Regions from separate parts of the Homo sapiens genome. Here region 1 is linked to region 2. A link is an interaction called in ENCODE POLR2A ChIA-PET data of the cell type or tissue named here. Cell type or tissue: GM12878. All regions are shown on one strand. Region 1 overlaps SH3KBP1 (SH3 domain containing kinase binding protein 1). Region 2 overlaps SH3KBP1 (SH3 domain containing kinase binding protein 1).

Region 1 (4,000 bases), 87 kb after region 2:
CTACTCCTCATAGGTGGAAAGTCAGTCATGGGAGTGACGATACCTTCCTCAGATCACACCTACTGGCCTTTCGATTCCGTTTTCCCACTTTTCACAAGGATTGTAGTCTCTTGAATATTTACTGGCCTTCCTAGTTCTCAGATCCTTGGGAAGTATGTGAAGAGGTCGGGACTTGTGTATTCACTTCGTATCTGCCCGATTGCCAGGCTCCTTAGGTCAAGGAGGAATTGAGTGAGTTCCAAGGAGAGGGTAAGTCTGAATTTTCCCCTTTTTTTCTTTTCTTTTTTTTTTTTTTTTTGAGATGGAGTCTTGCTCTGTCTCCCAGGCTAGAGTGCAGTTGCACAATTTCGGCTCACTGTAACCTCAGCCTCCTGGGTTCAAGCAATTCTCCTGCCTCAGCCTCCCAAGTAGCTGGGATTACAGGCGCCCGCCATCGTGTCCAGCTAATTTTTGTATTTTTAGTAGAGACAGGGTTTCACCATCTTGGCCAGGCTGGTCTCGAACTCCTGACCTCGTGATCCACCCGCCTTGGCCTCCCAAAGTGCTGGGATTACAGGTGTGAGCCACCGCACCCGGCCGAATTTTCCCCTTTCATTTTCTGCACTGCTGTGTTCTCTGAGCTTTCCACTGCTATAGTGTTTCCTGATGAGAAGGAAGTGTTTCCTCCAGCTTTTTTTTCTTCCTGGAGGAGTAGGATATGAAGGAATCCCTGCCCCCACACGGGGTGGGATCCAGCCAGCTGCTCCAGAGGATCTCGGCCCCTCCTGTAGCCTCAACCTTTTTTGTTTCTCTGGGTGGTGACTCTCACACCAGAGCATACGTTAGAACCTCCTGGAGGGCTTGCTCAAACACCGACTGCTGGACCCCACCCCATGCCTTCTAGTTCAATAGTCTGGGCTGGGGCCAGAGAGTCTGCATTTCTAACAGGTTCTCTGGTGATGCTGCTGGTGTGGAACTCCACTTTGAGAACTACTGCTCTGGCCCACCCCTCATTGCCCCTCTTCCCCTGCAATTGCTTCCAAGTAGGCAGAATAAGGCGCTGGAGGACTGGTGTGTTTGAGACCCTTGCATCTAGGGAGCCCGTCCAGACTTCTAGGGGTAGCGCCTAGCAGTGGTGTGTGCCTGTTCCACCAATGAATGCAGCTTTAGACAGGCCCTTCAGAGTATAAGAAGCAGTGGCTCATTCAAATTCCTTCAAGTAGTGGGGGTGAGAACTAGGGGGTTAAAAACAGAGCCCCAGGTCCTTAAGGCTTCACAGGAACTCATCCAGAAAGCCAGCAGGTATGGGCAGGCTGGGGCCTCAGCCTGCCACATGCCTTTGTGTTTCAGCTGGCCCAAGGCTGTACTGAACATTATAACCTTTCAGCCCTGGCCCTTTCTGTTGACTTCCTCTCCTCTCCTCTTGGTGGGATTTTCCCCTGTATTTAGGGCAGGGCAGTTTCTTCTGGAAGGATCCCTTTGGCTCCAGGCTCTGTGTCTAACCCTCCCACTTGACCCTGTAGCACACAGCCCTGGCCAGTTGCTGGTGGAAGCTGCAGTCCTTAGTGAAATGGGGAGTGGACTGTGGTTCCTCAAATTGCATTGTCATTTGGAGGCTCAAGGGCATACCTTTTTTATCCTCAAAGGCTTAAAGACAACTGATGGCAGCTGGAGAGGGTTAAGGGAGATGGAGGAAATCTTCATTCAAGTTTGTCTTGCTCAGTGATCTTTTAATGTGTCTTTCCAGTCTTGGGGTGGTTGTGTGGTCTTTCAGTACAGATTCAGGTGGCAGGCGGTTGGTGGTTTGGTTTAAATCAGAGGTATGTTAAAATATTCAGGATGGTGAGGGTGTCTGTGAAAACTAAGAGAGGAAGTGGCTTAAAGAGCTAGGCTGTCAGCTGGGTGCAGTGGCTCACACCTGTCATCCTGGTGCTTTGGGAGGCTGAGGCAGGAGGATCACTTGAGGCCAGGAGTTTGAGACCATCCTGGGAAACGTAGCAAGACCTTGTCTCTACAAAAAATTAAAAAGAAAAAATTAGCTGGACATGGTGGTGTGCGCTTGTGGTCCCAGTTACTCAGTAGGCTGAGGTGGGAGGATCACTTGAGCCCAGGAGTTTGAGATTACAATGAGTTATGATCATGCCACTGAATTCCAGCTTTGGTGACAGAGTGAGACCCTGTCTCTCTCTAAAAAAAAAAAAAAAAAAAAAAAAAAAACCAGGTTGTCAAGCTAGATTTAGAATTCTTTTTTTAAAAAAAATTCTTTTATTTTTTCCATGGGATTCTGCTTGATATAGACTTAATTCTGTTGTCTGTTGGCCCAGGGACATCACTGCCCAGTGGATACCTCATCCACTCCCACTCTTTTTGAGGGTTTTCTCCAGGGAGTTGAATCTGTGAGGCAGTCTTTCCCTCCTGCTTTCATTTCTCCCCCAGCATCTTCTCTTAGGCCCTGCTAGGCCACTTGAGCAAGAATCTCAGGCCATAAAACATTTCCACATCAGATTTCCTCCAACAGCACAGGGCGCTTATGGCTCACATGTGGAAGCGTGGACATTGACATGTTATTTTGAGACTTCTGACTTTAGAGCATTTTGAGGAAAGTATCTTCTGAGGTCTTTCTTTCCTGTAAGCTAGCTGTAGTAGCCAATTCCTTTTGGGGGATGGGGGAATGAATTCTTGGCACACTCTGTTGTCCTTTGGGCTAGTCACATTTGTGCTAAATATCAGGCGAGCTCCCTGCGGACACCATGGGATGAGGACAACATCTTATTCTTGGCAATTTGCAAGGGACAAATTAGGCTGTGGTACTTGCAAGTAGAATTATTAAATATCAATGGGGGATAATAAATGTGAAGTAGCTTGCAAATCTTCTGATATTATGGCTGTTTCAGTGAAAACACAGCTGCTAAGATACTTTCCTAGCTGTAATCGAGAAGGTAATTTTCCTGAAAGGCCATTTAAAGCAGATCTTTAGTGCCTTTGGCTCATTAAGAAGCATGAATAGGGGTAAGTCTCTGAAAAAGATGAATTAGACACAGAGCAGAGGAGCGGTGGTGTCCATGATGCAGGATGATGGTGTCCAGGGCCTGCGTACTCCAAATAGACCAAGGACTAATTAGTTGTGTGGTTTATTAATGGACTGGAGTCAATCCTGGACTAATACAACTAATTCTTCCATTTAGAGTTAATGTTGGCACTCAATTTTCCCTGGTAATGAGTGAGTTAGAGTAAGCAGGCACGTGAGTGTAAGATACAGTGCTAATATTTTGTGAGAAACATTGAACGAGGCTTGATGTTTAAATCAATAGTTGAAAATGTGGGGGAAGACTTTCCAGAAAAGGCTTACAGGCTAAATAAGAGCAGTTAATTGAAAGCAAACCAAGCCCACCCAATATTTAGATTTGTTTAGAAACCAAGTGAACATTTGAGATGAGAAACATTTCTCTAGTTCTGTGATGTCGTCGGCTTTCCTGGTGTGTTTGGAGCTTTTGACATTGGTGTGGTACTTTACCTCAGTGAGGCTGATGGAACAGAGTGGATGTTACAGGGCCTCAATTTCAGAATTCTTGTTGTGTACTCGTGAAGACCTGTGGAGAGATTTTGCCTCAAGTCAGTTTGGATGGTTTCTGCCCTCCAGTCTGATAAAGTCCCCTGATGTCAAACCACAGGTGGAATTTCCAGAGACTGTGATCTGTGGACTGGTGACAAATCCTTTGTGAAAAGTCTGTGTGACACTACTAAACAGAGAGGGCTTGGGGGAGGAGAATGAGGGGACCAATGCGCTCCCCTCAGAAGCCTTGATGCTCTCATAGAAGGTCTGGCCAGGTGTGGGGGTCTAGCTTTGTAAAGTAGGAAGACCCCTTTGATGATTACTTTTTTTGTCTAGTTAAACCTTTTTGGATTTCTCTGTAATTTAAAGAATATAATTTTTAAAATGTAAAGCTGAGGATTCATTTTTCTATGTGTTAATAAAGTTAATAAACCCCCCATATTTATTGGGGAAGGCAGTATAAACTAG
Region 2 (4,000 bases):
TCCTCTTGCTTTATGTTAGCTTGAACCAGTCCCTGGTGTTTTGCTTCAGGATTCTTTTCTTCCTCCCTAGGGAGTAATTGCTTAGAAAATGCCCTCCTGTCAAAAACACAAAGTCTTCAATGTCATAAATTGGTAGTGGAAACTCCTCCGTCATCTGGCTTAATATTTGAACTGTTGCTAATGGCTAAGAGATTGCAGCATGAAGGTGGGTCCCTTTGGAAGCCTGTTGGGTCAACTGGGGTGTTGGCTGTCTCCTTTGGTCAGTGTGTGTACAGTCATTTGGGGACCAGCCCATTCATCGCAGGCACTTCAATCTTTTAATGCTCTCACTCTTTGAAGAATTATAGGAGCCATATGCTGCTTCCCAGGTAACCGAGACTTGCTAAAAATAGAGCTTAAATGGCCCCACTGTTCTGGCATTGGAAATCGTTGCTTTTTATTTTTAGGCCAGCTTGTGTGATCCGTAGCTACTTTCAAGCTTGGGCAATAAGAATCACTGAGCAAGACCTTTGTCAGTTGAACACTGTTAAGGTTTGAACCTCCACTCCCAGCTAGTTGGAAGGAGAATCCAAATCTATTGAAATAGGGAGTGCTGACCTTCACATGGCTCCCCTCCTCCACCTCCACCCTCTATTAAGCAGGATTCTGTTTCACTGTGGGTTTAGGGTACTTACCACAAGAAAAATACGTTGCAAAGAATGAATTCTGGCTGTGAGTTTATGGCACCAGCCAAACAACCAGAAGAACAGACTGGCATAAAACAGCTTTGAGGCCATTAAAGAACACCACCAAGGCCGAGACCCATGCACTGTGGGTTTTGGGTGGTCTGAAATGGAAATTGTCATCACCATACTTAGGTGCAGATTAATGCATTAAATGATAAATAAGAATAGGCCTAACTTCCATTGCTCATTTCATAAGTAATAGTCTCATTTTACTATCCCCATTCTTGCCCACCTTCAGTTACAGAAATAACTCTGAGTGGGTTTGCTTTTTAAAGATCTGTGTCAAGCAGATATCTCACAAAAATGGCACAGGCAAAGTGTTCTATTTAGAAGTTGCCCTGTGACACAAAACCACAGTGTGTTTTCAGTCCTTGGGCACTGGTTTCTTTGGACATAAGTGCTAGGGGCATGGTGCCGGCCTTCCGGGGGAAGTGACTTGAAAGTGCTGTGGGCTCCGCATAGAGAGTTTTACTTCATTAACAGTCGCTTATCCGTCAGGTCCAAAAGACGCAGCGGTGGTACTGGTAACCAGGTATATTCGTTTCCTATTGTTGCCCTAACAAATTACCATAAAATGAGTGGCTTAAAACAACACAGATTTTACTGTCTTACAGTTCTGTGGTCAGAAGTTTGATGTGGGTCTCACTGGGCTAAAATCAAAGTGCTGACTGGGCTGCATTCCTTTTTGGAAACTCTAAGGAAAATCCCGTTCCCTTCCATTTCCCATCTTCTAGAGGCAGCCCGTATTCCTTGGCTCATGACCCCTTCCTCCATCTTCAAAGCCACCAACAGTGACCCAGGTCCTTTTCAGGTTGTGTCACTTGATCTTCTCTCCTGTGCCCCCGCTCTCTTTTTAAGAACCCTTGTGGGTACATTGGGTCCACCTGGATAATCCAGGCGACTCTTCCTTTTGTAAGGCCAGCTGATGAGCAACCTTAATTCCATCTGCAACTTTCATTCCCTTTTGCTTGGGATTGGGATGTGGAAATCTTTGCAGGGGGTGGGGGGGTGTTGTTCTGCCAATCCACACCAGGGACTTTGTTTTCCTAAATCTCCATGTCGGGTAGGGCCAAAGGGGCAATCATTTTGGTGGCAGCCTACGTGGAAGATGGCTTCTATATTTGCAGAGTTTCAGGAAGTTGAGAGGGTTTCTCTTAGACCACTAGACTGTGAAGTTTGTCAGATACCTTGTTTCTCTGTAGGGTGGTCCTGGAGTTTTGATGATCCCAGCTGAGACTCTTACCAGGGGCTGCTAGAGCCTGGGGATGGATGGCTGTGAAGGGGAGCAGGGAGTTAGGATGACTGGTAGCAGCTGGGCTGGCCAGCGAGCGAGGAATGAGGAAGCAGGGGGATGAGGACAGGAAATGATAGACGAGTCTGCCCCTTGGGAGAGAGAAAATAGAAGATGGGGTTGATTACATCTGGCCCCAAAGAAAATAAAAGCATGGGCTTTTTTGTTTGTAGGCTTTGTGATTGATTCTACTGTTGAGTCAACTTAGACGCTGGGCTAAACAAATTTATTTGCTTACTTTTTGGACATCCAGTGCACTCTTGCCACTAAAAGCCTCAGGGGTTCATTGTGGCCACTTGGTGTCCCGAGGGAGGTTGGGGGGTGTTGGGTGTCACTGTCCAAACAACTCTCTCTGGAGAGAGCAGCAGCCCAGCTGGGGACCCCGTCCCAGGAGGGCTCTGCTCTGGAGAATGTAAACCGGTCTGGTACAGGCTCACAGAGCCTTAAATGTGTTCTCAAGAATTCTAACAAATAATCTGTTGTGAACTTAAACTGGTTTGGACTTTGAAGAACTGACAAGTTCTTTTGAGAAATAGTACGTGGGAGCTTTGTGCATCCTTTCCCACGGTCCCATGACTGGGAGGTATGTTACAGTGAAAGCAAGTCTCAGACACGTTTTGGCCACTCATTCAGACACTTGTTAGTAAGCAGGCATGAAGAGAGCCCTGCTTTAGCTGGGCGTGGTGGCACATACCTATAGTCCCTGTTACTTGGGAGGCTGAGGTGGAAGGATTACTTGAGCTCAGGAGTTCAAGGCTGTAGTGAGCTATGATCCTGTCACTGTACTCCAGCCTGGGCAACAGAGCAAGACCCTGTCTCTTTAAAAAAAAAAGAGAGCACACTGCAGTCTGTTTTGTAAGCTCAGCAAAGCTTGAGCCCTCTGGCCGGGCCCCTTTTGGGAAAGAGACATTCAAGGCAGATGCCACTGTATTCCAGTGCCGGGATTCAGCTAACCCCCAGGGAGGGGACAGGGTCCTCCTTTAGTGGTTGACAATGGCCCCTGACAGTCCTGGGCCTCTTCTCTGAAGGGGGCAGACTGCTGTTATTTCTAGATTCTTTTGTGCGGTTCTTCTGAGGATGGAGATGGTGGCACAATATTTTCACCCAATTCCTAGAGCAGAGGGCCACTGCTTGTTTTCATCATGCTAATTAACCAACTCTGGTGCAAATGGACTCTGATTAGTCTTTCAAATGCTGATCCACCATCCCTGGAGTGCTTGTTTTTCATTTGGATACTTCAATTGTGAGCTGACCTCTTTTAGGATAAGGATCAAAGCCAAGTAATACAGAGCTATATGAGGAGACTTCAACAAGTTCATGGAAAATGGGTATTATGAAAAAACTATTCATGGATTTAAATTTTTTTTTTTTTGCACCAAAATAAACTCACACTAACTTGGCTGTAACATGTCTGAATAGTATCTAGTTTGAGGCACTAAGAAAGATAAGACACCAGTTTGGAAAGAGCCCCTATCAGAGCAACATGAATTCTGCTAAAATTGAAGCAAGAACAAACACCAAACTTATAGTGAAGCTTGAGTGGAAGAATGGTGAAATAACTGATGCTTTACACAAAATTTATGGGGACAATATTCCAAAGAAATTAGCAGTTTACAAATAGATAGCTCATTTTAAGAAAGGACAAAACAATGTTGAAGATAAGGTCTGCAGCGGCAGACTATCCATATCAATTTTCGAGGAAAAAATTTATCTTGTTTATGCCCTAATAGAAGAGGACTGACAATTAACAACAGAAACAATAGCCAACACCACAGACATCTCAATTGGTTCAGCTCACACAATTCTGACTGAAAAATTAAAACCGAGCAAATTCAATGGGTGGCAAAACCATTGCTCCCAGATCAGGTGCAAACAAGAGCGGAGCTTCCAGTGGAAATTCTAAACAGGTGAGATCAAGATCATGAAGAATTTATTGGAAGAACTGTAACAGGAGATGAAACACGGCTTTCCCAGTGCCATCCTG

The links. Peaks named below come from ENCODE experiments on the same cell type or tissue, not always from the same donor. Only the 100,000 strongest peaks of a DNase experiment are listed, where the experiment ranks them.
Region 1: POLR2A ChIA-PET joins it to region 2 with 11 read pairs; 5 of 35 experiments call an interaction of 5 or more read pairs at or near these places.

Annotation. Positions count from the first base shown.
Region 1 is chrX:19,774,729-19,778,728 of GRCh38, reverse strand. All of the region lies in intron 2 of SH3KBP1 (SH3 domain containing kinase binding protein 1), which reads left to right. Among named protein-coding and RNA genes, the nearest start is that of SH3KBP1, 110 kb to the left of the region's middle. RefSeq lists a silencer at 1,717-1,766. In GM12878, no CTCF peak of the experiment used is centred here; a DNase peak (open chromatin) is centred at 1,816; H3K27ac peaks cover 3,414 bases.
Region 2 is chrX:19,862,051-19,866,050 of GRCh38, reverse strand. All of the region lies in intron 1 of SH3KBP1 (SH3 domain containing kinase binding protein 1), which reads left to right. Among named protein-coding and RNA genes, the nearest start is that of SH3KBP1, 24 kb to the left of the region's middle. RefSeq lists enhancers at 1,925-1,974, 2,345-2,644, 2,889-3,495. In GM12878, no CTCF peak of the experiment used is centred here; DNase peaks (open chromatin) are centred at 1,027 and 2,480; H3K4me3 peaks cover 2,137 bases; H3K27ac peaks cover 4,000 bases.